2 separate regions of the Homo sapiens genome follow, and region 2 is linked to region 1. A link is an interaction called in ENCODE POLR2A ChIA-PET data of the cell type or tissue named here. Cell type or tissue: B cell. All regions are shown on one strand.

What was found. ChIA-PET counts read pairs that join two places held together with the same protein. Peaks named below come from ENCODE experiments on the same cell type or tissue, not always from the same donor. Only the 100,000 strongest peaks of a DNase experiment are listed, where the experiment ranks them.
Region 2: POLR2A ChIA-PET joins it to region 1 with 6 read pairs; 2 of 35 experiments call an interaction of 5 or more read pairs at or near these places.

The regions. Positions count from the first base shown.
Region 1 is chr15:56,983,749-56,986,248 of GRCh38, reverse strand. The region is part of intron 3 of TCF12 (transcription factor 12); the gene reads right to left. Among named protein-coding and RNA genes, the nearest start is that of TCF12, 66 kb to the right of the region's middle. In B cell, no CTCF peak of the experiment used is centred here; no DNase peak of the experiment used is centred here; H3K27ac peaks cover 818 bases.
Region 2 is chr15:56,891,556-56,894,055 of GRCh38, reverse strand. All of the region lies in intron 2 of TCF12-DT (TCF12 divergent transcript), which reads left to right. Among named protein-coding and RNA genes, the nearest start is that of LINC03065, 5.7 kb to the right of the region's middle. RefSeq lists an enhancer at 1,646-2,205. In B cell, no CTCF peak of the experiment used is centred here; no DNase peak of the experiment used is centred here.

The DNA.
Region 1 (2,500 bases):
TATAAGGTAATTTATTTATAATGTTAAACAAAAGCATACTTTCTGTAACCAACACAGACTGCTGGTTACAGAATAATTATGATCCTGTTCTCATGCTATGTCTTTTTAAAACTGTTTCTTTAAAGGATTTAAGCCATTCAGAAAACCCAACAGTTTGTGAATCACCCAATACAAAAAATTTCTTATTTCAAGTTTCAAATTGTAGTCATCTATAGCATTACAAAAGAACTGACAAAAGATCAAAAACTGCTGGGTGATCTCAAAATATCCCTCTTCCCTTTCTGTCCACTCCTCAAAACACAGTTTAAATTGATAAAAATTAAAACCTCTTAACTGAAATTCCTTCAGCCTCACAGTTGGTCCTGTTGGTTTTACTACGTATAACTTCTATCATCTAAGAAAATTTGCAGGAAATAAATTTTTAGTCACTGAGTTCTTCATTTAAATAGGAAAAACAATTACTCAGAATTAAACACGTTATTGTAATAGGCTTCATGAGCTTTGGTGTCCTAAAAAGAATCATTAAAACTAGATTTCATTAGGTAGGTACTATGGGGTAAATAATGATATACTCTAAGGACCAGCTTTTCTTCACTAAATGCTATCTGTTCTGTAACCTTAATTTACATGGCTCAAATTTATTCATACATTTTTATAAAGACAGGAACTACGGTTATAAGCACACTTATTTTGCTCTTTGGTATGAAAAAGTAGAGTTTGATAATGCCAATTTGCTACCATCTACGTATCTGGATAAATTAACCAGCTAAGTCAAAATAAGCCATGGTATACATATGAAGATTGGTAGGCCCGAGGGAAGTAACTAATTTAGTAGCCAAAATTAGTTTGGCTTCTGACTCACAATTTTAGTAGTCAAAATTAGTTTGGCTTCTGACTCACAATTTAAAATAATCCTTTGCAATATTCTTCATTTAATTGCCTCATTCTTTGTACTTCCTCTTCACAATGTCTAGGCTCACTTCCTAAGAGTTTTCTTGCAGAAATCAGCATTTATTGACCTCTCAAAGAACACACACTTGCTGTTGTCAGCAAAGAACACGGGATTGGAGAAAAAGCATTGTAGAAGCACTGGAAGGAAATAAAAGTGTATCTTCTCATGAAATAATGTTTGTTCAGATCTGGGACCTCAAAGAAATACTGAACATTTTGATATATAAAAAGAAATTATGTGCATTCCAACCCAAGAGTTCATTTCCTCTGACTGATTCAGGGCCTGACTTTTAGTTGCTATAATTGAGTAGAAAGATAATTTCTACCACATTTACTGGTACTTAGATGGTTAAGCAACATTACAGCCTCAGTATTTTTCACGGTGTCTTAGCACAATCTTACAAAGGTTCTTAACAAACAAAAGTACAAGCCTCTTGAGGTCATCTGAGATCTTATGGGACTTTTCATAATGGTAGGGTGTTAATCCCTATGGTCTGGCCTTTCTCCAATTTAAACCATTACCTAAACTGCTTACCTGAACTCCTATTACCTATTCAATTGGCTCACACATCCTTCATTCTCAATCTTGAACCACAGACCTTGCACACATTTTTTAACAGGCAAGGTAAAATGGCTTCTTTGGGTGCTTAACTACTACAGAAAATGTTTCTCACTCCAGAAGAATTAGTAAAACAGCAGTTTAAACTATACTGTGCTATGACCGTTTGAATTTTTTTTACCATTATTTTGTACGGTACACAGAACACTCTAATTGTCTGTGATTTTACATAGTCTTGGAATTTCAAGCTTTTATCTCTGACAAGAGAATTTGTTCATGATCAGCTTACGTGCTAAACACAGCTGTGAAAGTGCAATTAAGGTCTTATTTCACACCATGTTAGGTACCAAACCTGAGCTAGCACAAGGATGAAACAATGCTAACAGGCCCGGTTAACCACTCCCCTTGTCCCAACCATCCACCTTTCTCTCCCTCTCCACCCTTCACACACACACACACACACACACACACACACACACACACACACACCATGCACATGCTTTTCCTAAATTTGTATATAGTTGTATGCACATATATGTATAATGTATAAATGTGTTCACGTGTTTATACACATAATTTCAACCAGAAACATATATGGTTCATAAAGGTGAAAACAGAAGAACAACGTATCTTTCTCTCTTCACAAGAATAGGTTCTACATATCCTAAGAAACACTAAACAAAAAGAGGTCAATAATCCTTGATCCAAAATTCTTCTTCTTCTTTTTTTTTTTTTTTGAGACAGGGTCTCACTCAGTTGCCTAGGCTGAATTGCAGTGGCACAATCATAGTTTACTGCAGCCTTGACCTCCTGGGCTCAAGTGATCCTCTCACCTCAGCCTCCCAAGTAACTGGGATGACAGGCATGTGCCACCCTACCCGGCTGATTTCATTTTTATTTTTGTAGAAACGGAGTCTCATTTTGCTTCCCAGGCTGATCTTGAATCCTGGGCTCAACTGATCCTCCTGCCTTGGCCTCCCAAAGCACTGG
Region 2 (2,500 bases), 92 kb after region 1:
ATCATTCTTCAAATCATCAAATATTTATCAAATTTGTCACTCTGACGAGTGCTGTGCCAGGACTTTCTGATGGATTGCCAGGTACAATATTCTTGAGGAGTTCCATATCAATACAATGACGACACCTTTTCAACTACATGGGCTAACAAAAGACTTTTTATGAATTCATGAATGTTAAAGTCTTAAAATGCTATTAAAATCAAACCACATTGGCTATATATTTAACAAGTCTGTTGAAAAGGGTAAAGTTATATTTTCCAGATAAATCCAGTCTATATGGTTAATACTTACAGAATAGGAATTGCTTGTACTTAGGGTTGCTCAAGGAATATAAGAGGGGTGTCCTGGCAATTTTCCATTTGCACCTACAGATCCATTTTTTACCCTATTTGTCTTGCTTTTTACTGGCAGCTGAACTCTACAGACTGTGCCACACAAGCCCTCTGGTTTCTGGTTTGGTCAATGGGAGGTACCAACAGAAGTTTGGAGGATGGGAGGAAAAGAGGACAAGTGTTTATTCCCCGGTCCTTTGCTGGGCCACATTTTGGCAGTGACTGTATTTCTTTATTTATAGTAACAGCCTTTGTCAGGCATCCCTTTCCAAGCTACAGCTCTTACAGGGTTCCACTAATAGCTCCCCTCCCCTGTTCCTTCAAGCTTAAGGTCTCCCATTGTTGCCAGTCCTTAAGTACTTTACCATTCCTTGTTGGTTCCCTTAACCATTCCCATCCCTCTATAAATTATCCCTTTATTAAGCTCTTGTTACCTTCTTAGAGTGTGCCATCTTTAGTAATAAAAGAAGAGGCCATAAATCAGCCAGTATCTAAGGACCGCCTGCTGAGGTGGCACTGTTAAGACATATAATACATGATCTTGCTCTTGAGACACTTACAGTCAGCCCAGTGAAGGAGATAAAACCAACACATGTGAAGCAATTAGGAAACACTACACATTGTCATCTAATGAGATACTCCGTTTGTTTGCCTCTTACTAACATTCACCCTTCTTCTGGTAACCATCCCCTGATTTTCCTCTTCTGTTACTTCAGTCAATGTCTTTTGGGTGGAGTGAACTTCATTTTCAAAAACATTAATGACATGAATCAGACCTGAGCTACTGGATTCCTCTAGCCACATATCCCAATCAGAGCCAGTGAAATGTAAGAAGACTATTGCTGGCACCTGTGGGAAGGAAGCATGCACTCTTCCACTGAGATTGCTAACAGTAAGGATTATGTAAACTGGAGCTGTCAGCAGCCACCACATGGAGCCTAAAAATGAAGCCAGCACACAAGACAGAGTCAAGAGATGAAAAGAAATAGAATTCTAATGACATTGCTTAAGCCCTTGGATCAAACTATGCCTTAAGCTAAATATATAACTAGTTTTTCACTAAAATAGCTCTAACAATTCATAAATTGATACCAGGAATGGGGATTAGTAACAGAAAGATCCAGAAATGTTGAAGTAGCTGATTCAGATGAGGCCTCATTGGTATCAGGCTGGGACTTCGATACCAAAGCAGTAGGTTAAACTGGCACCTGTTGTATAGTGGGATTCAGAACATGTGCCTATCAAGGATAAAATGTAAAAGGGCCTGTTGTTAAAAGGTCGGATACTAAAATATATCAACTATTACTTGTTAGTTTTTAGTAATGTCCTTTAAGAAAGGCTCAAACTTAGGACTAAGATTGATTTATCTAAGGCAGAGAGGAAAAGATACCACTTTGTTACAAGTGAACATTTTTGCTTATAGGCTGCAATAAAAGATGACAGAAACATCAATAATCTGGAGCCATAAAGGGTTGAAAAAGCCCCAAGAGGATGTTAATGTTAATGAAGGCAAGAATGGATAACATTGGCACTAGGGAGAAGTCTTAATACACTCAGGCCTCTTTCAAGCAATTCCTGCCTGCTGAGAAAGGTAATAGTTATTCCACTCTACTCCCTCCACCACCAGCTCACACACCATCATCACTCCCTCCCCTTGCAAACCCAGTGGCTATTGTTTCAAATTGTTATCAGGCAGAAACCAAAATAGAGGCCTCTAAGTTAGAATACCAAGGCCTATTACTAAAAGACAAAAATGCTCAGATGAAAATCTAGATTCAAAGACTGAAGCTTAAAAAAAACCCTCTGGCTTTGGAATTCTCCCCCTATGGAATTGGCCAGATGCAAATAGACTAGAAGTTTACTAAGAATTAAAGAAAACTGGGCGAGGCACAGTGGCTCATGCCTCTAATCCTAGCACTTTGGGAGGCCGAGGCAGGCGGATCACCCGAGGTCAGGAGTTCAAGACCAGCCTGGCCAACATGGTGAAACCCTGTCTCTACTAAAAATGCAAAAATTAGCCAGGTGTGGTGGCACACACCTGAAATCCCAGCTACTCAGGAGGCTGAGGTGGGAGAATTGCTTGAACCCGAGAGGTGGACATTGCATGAACTGAGATAGCACCACTGCACTCCAGCCTGGGCAACAAGAACAAGACTTTGTCTCAAAAA